2 separate regions of the Homo sapiens genome follow, and region 2 is linked to region 1. The links are chromatin contacts, found by Hi-C or POLR2A ChIA-PET in ENCODE. All regions are on one chromosome and are shown on one strand. The core of a region is the stretch at or near the end of the contact, and the rest is flanking DNA. Distances in the headings are between cores, read along the strand shown. Region 1 overlaps AUTS2 (activator of transcription and developmental regulator AUTS2). Region 2 overlaps AUTS2 (activator of transcription and developmental regulator AUTS2).

Region 1 (6,026 bases), core at 2,297-4,796:
GAGTGCGGTGGCTCACACCTGTAATCCCCACTTTGGGAGGCAGAGGCGGGCAGATTACCTGAGGTCAGGAGTTCAAGATGAGTCTGAACAACATGGTAAAACCCCGTCTCTACTAAAAATACAAAAATTAGCCAGGCATGGTAGTGCAAGCCTGTAGTCCCAGCTACTCAGGATCCGGAGGCTGAGGTAGGAGAACTGCTTGAACCTGGGAGATCGTGCCACTGCACTCCAGCCTGGGCAACAGAGCAAGGCTCCATTTCAAAAAAAAAAAAAAAAAAAAAGCTTGGGCCTAATTCTCCTCCCCTTGAGTGCAGGCTGCCATTAATGACCTGCTTCTGACTAACAGAATGTGGCAGAAGTGACAGTGTCTGACTTGCAAGATTAGGTCATTTTTCTCTCTCTTGAATCAGTCACGCTGGTAAAACCAGCTGTCATGTTAAGAAGTCCATGTGGTGAGAAACCAAGGCCTCCTGCCAAAAGCCATATGAATGAGCCATCTTAGAAGCAGACTCTCCAGCTCCAGTCAAACATTCAGATGACAGTGGCCCCAGATAACATTTCGGCTGCAGGTCCAGGAAACTAAACATTAAAAGAGCAAGCTGGCCACACTTGCTACACAGGTTGAAAATTTCCAGCTAAAAAAAAATTTACACTAAGAATTTAAATGCAACAAGAACAGGTCTCTAAGGAAGAGCAATGACCTCTTTTCCCGGGACCAAATCTGATGAAGAGTCTGACAAGTACCTTTACTCCTGGAATCTCAAAAGAGAAGTCAAGCAAGAACTACCCAGATAAGTCACTCAGAAATTCCTGACCCACATAAACTAAGATAGTAAAAGTTTGCTGTTTTAAGATGGTAAGTTTTGTGGTAATTTTGTACCCCATACATAACTAATACACCTAAAAAATCAGAATTTTACCCCATATGTAACTAATACACTCAACAAATCTGGATCTTGGTGACATGTAGTAAAAAATAAATACCCACAGTGACACAATCCAATGTTTCCAATTTGGCATGATATTCTTTGTTTAAAGGAGGAAAAACGACTGGAAACAAAATTAGATTGTGCTCATCTTATTCAAACTCATTAGGCTTAAGATTCATTTCATTTCCATGATACTGTTGTGCAACCACAACCCCATTTAAGTTTTAGGGAGGCAACATGAGGTCCAGGAAACTAAACATTACAAGAGCAAGCTGGCCACACTTGCTACACGTTTAAAATTTCCAGCTAAAAAAAAATTTACACTCAGATTTTAAATGCAGAAAGAACAGGTCTCTAAGGAAGAGCAACAACCTCTTTTCCCGCGACCAAATCTGATGAAGAGTCCAACAAGTACCTTTACTCCTGGAAAAAGCTCATCCATGACAATTCTTTAACTTGGAATCACAAGAAAGAAGACGACTATGGAAGAGAAACAGTAGAGTGTGATGGCTAAAGGCAAGGCTCTGGAATGAAAATGCTAGGGATTAAATCCCATTTGCTAGCTGTGTGGCCTTGGCCAGATTGCTTACTTTCTCTCTCTGCCTCAATTTCATGAACTAGCAAATGAGGGTAACAGAGTCTAGCTCATCAAAAAAATTAGCCAGGCGTGGTAGTGCACACCTGCAGTCCCAGCTACTTGGGAGGCTGAGATGTGGGTAAATTACCTAAACCTGGGAAATCGAGGCTACAGTAAGCCGTGATGGCACCGCTGCACTCCAGCCTGGACAGTGGAGTGAGCCTCTGTCTCAAAAAAGCCACCAAAAACAAATACACAAACAGAGTGTAGCTCATCAGACTCTGTAAGAAGTAGACAGTTCAACAAGTATAACGCCCTTAGAATAATGCCTCATACATCAAAGCACTCAACACAAATAAGCTATTATCATATTTCATTTCTACATTATCTCCTACTAAACCTTTACCTAGACACACTAAGTAAAAAAAATTGAGTTTTGTCTTCATATCTTCCTCTTGTCTTTCTTCTGTGGTTGTGACGCTGGTTTAAAAAAAAAAAAAAAAAAAAAAAAAAAAAAAGCCTTGGCTGGGCATGGTGGCTCCCATCTGTAATCCCACTTTGGGAGGTGGAGGTAGGAAGACCGCTTGAGACCAGCCTGGGCAACATAGCAAGACCAAGACCGTGTGTGTCTCTATCAAAAGTTACAAAATTAGCCAGGTGTGGTGTCACGTGCCTATAGTCCCAGCTACTCAGGAGGCTGAGGTGGGGGAATCGTGTGAGCCTAGGAGTTTGAGGATGTAGTTGAGCTATGAACGCGCCACTGCACTCCAGCCTGGGCAACAGAGTAAGACCCTGTCTCAAAAAACAAAAAACAAAAATTAAACTAAACAATTAAAAATAAAAAGGGACCTTGGTGTGAGATTCAGTCAGGAGAAAGAAAACTTTCTGTCACTGCTGCCTAAATACTATCATCCAATATTAACTTATTGCTCACTGGGGACATCACAATATACATCTTCATAGAGAAATAAAGGTTGGTTCTGCTTCCTACACTTGACTCAGGAAGAAAGCCTTCCTTGATACTGCATAATTTTTAGAACTCCCAGCCTCAGAAGAACTGATCTGCGTTGCTTGGTTCCTTCTGTACACAGATTTGCAAAAATATTCCATAAGAATTTGCATTTTCCCTGTCTTTTTCCTATTCTTTTTTCCTTCATATTTTCTTGTCTGCACAATTTGGTTCTTTTTTATAGTCACATTCTATTCCTGTACCATCCTACCCAGATCATTTACTTTATTCAGGATATGAAGCCTCTTTCATTCTTCATTGGAATTTTTTTCTTCTGAGCAACAAATGTAAAAAAAAGTCTGCCTCTGCGTATTATTTGTCTCCTCTTTCTGACTATCCTCCCCCATGGCAGTTTGTCTAACGTAAAAACATTTCTCACAAGGAAATTTCTGGGCAGGGGGCAGAGGTAAAGGGTGACTTCAAAAATGCCAACATTGAGCAAAGCACTTGCCACAAATGTAATGTTGGTGTATTTTAAAAGCCTTGCCATGTAACCTCACAGTATCTTTGCAGATTTATCTCCTGTTATCAAGGCTGCTACTTAAGTCAACAAGGCATTGGGCTGAGACTATAAACACTGCCACAGTGGATCATATTCACAGTCCATCCTCACATCAGCACTCTGCATCTGACAATCAACTGCACCAAATAAGAGTTTAAAGGAAGATATAACTGTCCTCTCTCATATAAAAGTTAAAATATCAACTGTTACAAGCTCAAGAGACTAAAAGGAAAGCAACGTCTGTCTGTGTAGTGATTCTTAAAGTTGGGTATAATCACAGGAGGGCTTGTTAAGACACAGATTGCTGGCTTCCTCCTCAAAGGTTTCTGATTCAGGAAGTCATGGTAGAGCCTTGGAAATCTGCATTGCAAACAAGTTCCCAGATGATGATGATATTGCTGCTTCGAAGACCACACTTTGATAACCACTATTCTGGTAAAGAAGTAAAATCCAGAGATGCTACAAATCGAGACAAGAAATGTGATAACAAAACTCAGCACGATTCTCGACAACAACTCAGGTCTGTCACCATCCATGTAACTGTGGGGTTCATGATCCTACATTTTGGCTGTCAACAGGAATAAAACTAATAGATCAGGAGAATGATAAAGCAAAGTCTGGGCTAGTAAGTATATTTAAGTCTTCATTGGAGGCACTATAGGATTAACTATCATGGCAGCTCTTTACTGACTCTTAGAAAGTAGAGACGAAGGTGACACTTCAAATCCACCCTAAACTCAGCATTTCAGAGTTGAGTCAGGAACCAAGTGAGGTAAACCTCTGACATGCTATAGGAGCCACTAATGAACTTAAATTCAACATCAAAGGTATGAGAAGTTTCACACAGTGAGGACTGAAAGCTCTGTGTGCCCACTGGGGGATACCTGCAACACTACTGTGCTTTGTGAAAATGCCATTTGAGTAAACTACAGATGTGTACGTGACCATATATGTGTGTTATGGTTTCACACCCACTCCCCCAGCAACACTCCCATCTCTTCCCTCCTGTCTTCCTCCTATCTGTCACTGCTGCTCAAATACTATCAGCCAATATTAACTTATTGCTCACCAGGGACATCACAATCTACATTTTCTTAGGGAAATAAAGGTTGATTCTGGAAATACACGTTGTTTAGTATGGTGTCAATGGAAAATGAAAAAAAATTTTCTTTGAGACAAGAGTCTCACTCTGTCACCCAGGCTAGAGTGCTGTGGTGCAAACAATGATCACTGCAGCCGCAACCACACAGGCTCAAATGATCCTCCCACCTCAGCCTCCTGAGTAGCTGGAACCACAGGTGCCTGGAACCACGCCTGGCTAATTTGTTTGTTTATTTTGTAGAGACAGTGTCTTGTCATGTTGCCCAGGCTGGTCTGAAACTCATAGAATCAAGCAATCCTCCTGCCTTGGCCTCCCAAAGTGCTGGGATTACAGGCAAAAGCCACCATGCCTGGCCTAGAAAATGAAATTTAAAGAGTTCTGAAAAATGTTAAGTCCCAAAGAGAAAAGCATGTGCCACTGTTAGAGGCCTCCCCGGGAACAGGTGGGAACAGTTGAGTTTAATTAGCTTATAGCTGGTACTGACTGTATGGGAAGGCAGGGATTTGTTTTTTGACTCCAAGTCTTCAGGTTATATTTTCTGTAACTGTTAACAACTACAAGGACTTTTTTTTTTTCCAAAGATGGTAACATTTGTATGCAAGGACTTTTATTTGGTGTTTACAGGAAACAGAGGAGAGAAACCAAGATGGTAAGGATTTCCAGCAAAGCAATCCAACATCATTATAGAGAAGCAAACCCAGTGAGTTTTGTTATATTAGTGGGCATCGGTGGCTTCTAGATGGCCCCCACTGGCACATGCACAGTCCCCAGAAAGTGACCACATGTGACAAGTGACAGCATTTATTCAAGAGTTCTCTCCAATTGGTGCACTTCAGAGCTGATCATCAAAGAGAAAGGAGTGCACGGTACATCAGCAGTCTGAACTACAGTATTCCAAGTAAAGCAATTCCTTCAGGAAGACTATGAAATGCAGGTATTTATAATTCTGCTGAGACCCCAAACTGATTATTGCCCATTGTGGGAGGAGCTAAAAACCACCCAGTCCAGTAACAACAGCTGAACTTGGGTTTGTCATTCTCTTTTATTAAGCATACACAAACTGTCATGTGGACAACGACATTTTTGAGGAAATGACCTCCAAATGAGGGGGAAAGTGTCAATGAAATTTGAAACAGCAATTAACTTATGGTGTTTCTGCCATGAACAGTCAACACACAATTCTCTGAAGAACTGTCAATATAAACAGAACCAGTATTCTGTACAAAGATCTTCGCAATGGAAGATTTAAGAATTCACAAAGAATTCATCCCTTACTAATATACTGTTCCCTTGGGCTCTCCAGCAGCATACTAAGGCCAAGTCCTAAGGAGCATTAAACCCAAAGCATAGATGGGTAATCCAGAAAAACAAAACACTGAAAAGCAAGATGTTGGTTTACTTACCCCAAAAAGTCAGGTGCTTTGACCAACAGCAATCAATGATGGTTATAGCACAGGCACTATGAGCCAGTACTCTAAGGTTCAGAAAGAACCTAAAGTTCCTCTCCAGTTGCAGAGACAAGACTGCTGCACAAATAAGCAATTACAGAAGATAACATTTCATTACCTAATGAAATGAGTTCACAGTTAGTGTTACAGGACAACAGATAAGGAAGCCATCAAGGAGACAGAAGTAGACAGAAAAGCCCTTCCGTTATCAATCAGAGTAAGTTATCAGGTCCCCATGCAGGGGACACTGTGATAAGACTGCATAAACTACTTAAGTGAGAAATACACTGTGCCCTGAAGGAAAAACAAGATCTGAGAGAGGTGGTTCCACCACAAACTAGAGCTTAGAAAATAACAAAACACAAATTCTGACCCATGAAAAGGAAAAGACAGGCTTTTTCCTTAGGGCCTTTTCCATAAAACTAAGTTGGCAAGAAGAAACATACGCTCTCCCCTTAA
Region 2 (6,026 bases), core at 911-3,410, 36 kb before region 1:
CACTCACTGGTGTCACTGATGGTTTAGGGCTAGAGAGTTTGAACAAAGTAAACTACTTTTGAAACTCTTCCTTTGAAATTTCCACCAGCATCACAGGACACAAAGAGGGGCAAAGAATATCCCACTACTTCCCTGTCACACACTTCTGTGATCAAAATTTAGTCACTTACTTCATAACATCAGAATAAGCTACAGGAGACTTCAGATGTTTCTCAAAAACAAATCATCTTAAGGCTCTGAGAGAATTCTTAAAGAATATGTTATGAACAGTAAAAGCGTCAACACACAATGTCCTAAGGTATGTGCTTTAAAGAGACTCACAATAATTAGGACAAGTTTATCTGGTCACATGTTCCTTATAAAATCTAATTTTCTTATATTAGCATTTCATCCACTTCTTTGCAAGTCTTTTTTTAAAAAAATCCATTTTATCTACCAAACCATAATATTAAGATGCCAACATATTTCTAGATAAGATATTCTTAAACACCATTCAGATTTCTTGATAAAAAATTCTAGATAAGGCATTCTCAAACAGAAATGCATGCATGAGCTAGAAATCTCAGAAATTACATATAAACTTTTCCTGAATTCACAGCTTTCTCTATGCTGAATATAAATATAAATATAAAACAAACACCCATATGCCTACTATTTAGATTCAAAATTGTTAAAACTTTGCCAAAATCACCTTATCTATGCACTCGTCTCTCTCATGGAACCATGTGAAAGTGAATTGCAGATATGATACTTTCATGAAATACTTAATAAGCAACTCCTAAGAATAAAGATATTTTCCTAACACAACCAAAATACTATCACACCTAAGACATTAAGTTCCTAATGTTATCTGATAGCCAGTCCATATTCAAATTTCTACAACTGCCTCAAACATCTTTTACAGCAGTTATAATTTTTAAGCCAGATCCCATCAAGATTTGTACACTGAATTTGACTGTTATGTTCCCTTAGTCTCTTGTAATCCGGAGTAATACCCACCAGCAATTTGTTTCACGACACTGGCTTTTTGAAAAGATCAGACATACCAGTTTTCTTGAGAATGACCCACATTTTTGGTCTGTTTCTTCCTGGTGTGGATTAATTTGTTTTTCAAACCCTTCTATTTTCTGTAAACCTTGTGTTATAGTTTGGATATCTGTCCCTGCCCAAACCTGATGTTGAATTGTAATCCCCAATGCTGGTGGTGGGAGGTGTTTGGATCATGAGAGTGGATCCTTCATGGCTTGGTGCTGTCTTTGTGATAGTGAGTTCTTGAAAGATCTGGTCATTTAAAAGTATGTGGCACCTCCCCCACACTCTCTCTTGCTTGCTCCTGCTTTCGTCATGTGATGTGCCAACCCCTCTCCTCCTTCTAGAAGCTGAGCAGATGCCAGCACCATGCTTCCTGCAAAGCCTGCAAAACCATGAGCCAATTAAACTTCTTTTCCTTATAAATTACTCAGTGTCAGTCATTTCTCTATAGCCATGCAAGAACAGCCTAATACACCTGGTTAGATTCAGGTTAAACATTTTTGGCATAAATTGTTGGTGATGCTGTGTAGTTCGTCACATCAGGAAGCTCCTACTGTCAGGCTATCCTACCACTGTGATGCTAAGTTGAACCACTTTGTTAAGGTGGTGACCGCCATTGTTAAGGGTATACTTTCCCCTTTGCTGGTAATTTGTGGGTTATTCTCTAATAAGATTATTCTGTTCCCCAACATGCTTTCAACTAGTTTTGCATTGACGGCACTTGCCTGTTCAAATTTTCACTGCAGGATGCAAATGCTGATATTCTGTATCCTTCTATATTTTATTTGGTAGCATCCATTTGTAAAGCAGAGGTTTCTCTTACCAATCATGAAAGAACTACAGTTTCTCAGTAAAGACAGGGTGTTTGTTTCATGTAATTTACAATTTATAGAATGAGAAGTTGACATCATAGTCACCTCCAATGATGCCCAGAGTGTCTGTCTGTCTCTTTCTCTCCTCCCACCCCATCTCTCATCACTATGAGTTCAAGAATTTTTATTTGTTCAGTGTTTTACACTCAGTTGCAGTAATTCTCTTGAATGCACAAATTGTCTGAAATCTGACCAGTGGAAGCCTCTTCGACCTGTGAAGCCCAGTGTTCTTATCCCACCCACACATATATTACACTGAAGAGAGCTCAACAAAACCACAGTTATTTGCCTAATCTCCACATCCTTTGGACTTCACAGTGCTTCTCCTAGTGGAACACTTAACAAGTATGTGTTTTTATAAAGCACTTCCTCTACAGATATCAGACATTTTAAATTAGCGCTAAACAAATGAAACAGCTATTAATAAGCTCAAGCCTTGACGAGAATCTTAATTTTGTTTCAGAGCTTAATCTGAACAAAAGCAACAGACACTAACAAAACATGTAATTTAACTCTGAGAAACGCTTTTTGGAATACAAAGAGATTTCTTTATGTTTCCTCAACAGTTCTCCTTTAATACAGACCTACTCACTGACACACAATTGAAGTATAATATGGGAATCAACTAAAACCTAAAACAATTGGGAATATTTAAGATAGAGGGGGAAAAAGTTAGTGAAGTAAAGGTTTTCAAAGACGCTGCCCACCCCCATCAGAGTTCCTGACTCACTGGGTCTAGAGTGAAACCAGCAAATTTGCCTTTCTAATAAGTTCCCAGCTGACACTGAAGCTGTTGGTCCAGGGACCACACTCTGAAAACCACTGGTCTACAATGATTCCTGTTTCTTATCTGCCTCTTTATCTTTCCCCATCCCCCCTCTCCTCCACCTCCACCAAGCTCCTGGACCTCTTATACTTCACTCTCCTGCCATATTTCCTTTACCTACAAAACACGACAACAACAACAACAACAACTGCAGGTGGCTAGCAGACCATTCGTGAGGCAGTGAGGAATAGAACTTGGGATGTTGATGTGATTCTTCTGCCTTAAGACCTGCTTTCCTGAATACCCCCACTCCTACTACTCTACTATCCTTACAAAGAACAAAGTGTTTAATTGGGGATGGGGGGAGATCTTGGGTTTTCTTGTAACTCTCTAAAAGAATATAAGCTTCAGATTAATGTCTTGTTTATAAATCTACAACCCCAACTAGACCAGCTTCCATCCCTTTATTCCATTACTTGGAGAGATAAAATAAGGTCCTATTATAGAAGAAACTTGGGGATTAAGTCATATTCAGCCTACTTGATCTATACATATATGCCTATAATCTGGAATAATAAAAAGTGATTCAAAAAACTCCACTGACATTTACTGAGCTACTGCTTTGCTCCAGAAATGGGACTGAACTCTGCAGACACAGAGAGAAGACTAGATCACAGACTAGTGAGTGAGAAAAGAGCCAAAATCAGGTACTTACAAGGTAAGTACTGCCCAGAATGATGACCCTGGAGCACTGTAAAATGTCCAAGCAAAAAGAAAGCCAGTGAAAAGTTAGCAATTCACTGTCCTCTGGGCATGCAGATGTTAATGTTAACTCCAGCCCAGAGACTGTCAGCAGGCAAAGGGGTTCATACACTCAGGAAGGCCTTTTTCTAACACATACCCGATTCTGATTACGAACAGAAATCCTGCAAATCTACAATAATGCAGCTACAAAAGCTTCATAGTTTGCCCCCAATGGGTACGGAGGCAGAGAGAATGACCAGATCTGACCAAAAATATCTGTTGCCGGTTAGGATTTTAATTGTGACCCAAAAGAGAGCAATCTGGAGCTCATATCCCTAACTAGAGCCAGGGTTTAAAATCATATCCCTACTGTGAGTCTTGTTGTAGGGACTAAAAATTAAAATAAATAAAATAAAACTATGCTCCATGTGGCTTTCTCAGAAGCCACAGCAAGGGCTGAATAAAGGGAATGCATGGTCAATGCCTGGCCTATCCCACTTAAACCACAGCAGCTAAGTTTCCACTTTTTTTATTTGGTTGTGCTATCTAGTAATATCTCCATTTAAAGAAGAGTTCCACTGCTAAAAGAATCTTTAAATAACAAATATAGTTCAGCCAACAAAAGACTGGGATTTGGGTCCTGGACTATTCCTGCCCAGCTTTGTAACTCTGGACAAGCTACAGTGTAGTGATACACAGATAGCAAAGGTTTTGATGGATCCAGATAGCCTGGGTACAAACCCCAGCTCTATCACCTGCCAGCTATGTGGCTTGGGCAAATGACTGAAACTCTCTGTGCCTCAGTTTCCTCACTTGTAAAACAGGGATAATAATACTGTCTACCTGACAGAGTCATTGTGAAGATCAAGCAAGTTAACACAAAAATCACTCTGAACAGTGTCTGGCTTAACCATTGTTAGAGATTCTGCTATCATCATCATCATCATCATCAATCGCTTTAGGCCTGATTCTTTATCTGTAAAATAAACATATTATCTCTAAGTCATCTCATATTCAGAGCCCAAAATTCTTCTAACTTCATGCAAACTTCAAATATTGACCACTGACTTTTGCCAAATGCACAAAATGCCAAAGCTTGATCAGAATATGGGGGCACATATATAACCCCTCCAGTTGTCAGATACCAGCTCCCATTTCAGTATTTATCCATACCAATCTACAATCCCAACTAGACCAGCTTGTAGTAGACCAGCTACAATCCCATCTAGAACATGAGCCTTGTGAAACAAAACAATCCATGCCATCAAGAGAGAAAAGGAAAAGAGAACATCTAGTCCAGAGCCTTAGCTGCAGGCAGAGGCTGCTGCTCAACAGAGATCCGCATCATAAATAGCCTAAGAGAAGCTACACATCCCAGGGAGGCTGGTTTGCAAGTCTGCATTTTATGCCAGATTTAACCAGTCAAAGTTAAATGGAAAACGTGTATTATTAATAAGAGGCTCAGTGTCACTTTATTTCTTATGCTAAAGCATAATCGATGATACCAGAGAGAGTTAAGAGCTTTTAAAATACACCATGTGGTCCCTTAACAAACATGACGCCTCTTGATGAACGCTTCTCTGCTGGTGTCCCTGGCAAATAAGCAAGAACACATAGCAAATTGCTACATGTGAATAGCAAGCCCCCATTTTCCTCTCTGACACAAATGGCTCAGCAGTGACTCATGGCAAGACCAGGAGGCAGGGAGAGGAGGGGCAGGCAATTGTAGACTCCTCTCAGTGGGGCACTTAGGGGGATAATGAAGCAGGAAGCAGCTGGAATCATTTTGGGCCCCCTGAGTAGCATAAAGAGAACAAAAGGTAACCAGGAGAGAGACGTCTAGATTCAAAGCTGAACCCTACCAAGTTCTAGCTGGGTAACCTTGGGCAAATTAACCTCTCTGAGCATCTTCAAAATAGGGAAAGTACTACTGTCTTGAAAGGATTGTTGTTGTAAGAAATAAAGGACTAGGGACATGGATAACTTACATCATTATTGATGTCTTCCCAATTACCAGGACTGCCTAACTATCTATGTGCATTTGTTTCACAGAATCCTCATAATAATCTCTATAAAGTTGGATTATTATTATCCTCATTTTCAAATAAGAAACTGAGGCAAAGACTCGCCCTTTAGTCCTTTTAGCCATCATCCCAGGCCAGGAGCTAACCCTGATTTGTCGCTATTTCATGAAGCCTTCCTTAACTATCCCAAGCGCAGTCAAGGTCTCTTATAGGTAATCAATTCTATAGGGTCCCCTCTAACGAGCAGTTACCATACTGCACACATTCACATGAGAAATATACCTAACATTTACTGTGTACTAATTATGGGTTTTCTTGTCTATTTCCCCCACTAGAGTGAGCTCGAAGTACAAACTATGGCTATCATCCTAAAGTTTCCAACTTCACACACACTATAGCGGTCAATACCTCTTTTGAGCAATAAGTAAACGCTAGTATCATTGTTACTGTGAAAATTTGTTAATTTTTTTAGGCGTGCAAATATGTGGACTGAAACAGAGTTTAAGTGTGCAGAAAGTAAATGCAGTTTTCCCAAACACCCATGGCAAAACTCTCTGTCATTGTTCCTGAGGAGTTTAGTCTGGTGAC

Evidence for each region. A loop is a pair of places that touch in the nucleus more often than their neighbours do. ChIA-PET counts read pairs that join two places held with the same protein, here RNA polymerase II (POLR2A). Pooled maps may share reads with other maps.
Region 2: a loop to region 1 is called in a map with no recorded cell type, with 9 times the contacts of the local background. The contact joins two enhancer-like sites. A Hi-C loop is called at or near these places in 1 of 168 maps with a recorded cell type or tissue (GM12878), 27 of 37 single-sample maps with no recorded cell type and 7 of 50 pooled maps. POLR2A ChIA-PET finds 5 or more read pairs at or near these places in 6 of 52 experiments (B cell, GM10248, GM12878 and 3 more).

Annotation. Positions count from the first base shown.
Region 1 is chr7:69,802,196-69,808,221 of GRCh38, reverse strand. All of the region lies in intron 1 of AUTS2 (activator of transcription and developmental regulator AUTS2), which reads right to left. Among named protein-coding and RNA genes, the nearest start is that of AUTS2, 210 kb to the right of the region's middle. RefSeq lists an enhancer at 4,040-4,089. Within about 2 kb of position 3,546, at least 2 of the 41 ENCODE cell types and tissues checked have a DNase peak (open chromatin) inside an H3K27ac peak, as active enhancers do; they include GM12878 and OCI-LY7, where a contact is called at or near this core.
Region 2 is chr7:69,836,642-69,842,667 of GRCh38, reverse strand. The region is part of intron 1 of AUTS2 (activator of transcription and developmental regulator AUTS2); the gene reads right to left. Among named protein-coding and RNA genes, the nearest start is that of AUTS2, 240 kb to the right of the region's middle. RefSeq lists an enhancer at 2,026-2,145. Within about 2 kb of position 2,160, at least 2 of the 41 ENCODE cell types and tissues checked have a DNase peak (open chromatin) inside an H3K27ac peak, as active enhancers do; they include GM12878 and OCI-LY7, where a contact is called at or near this core.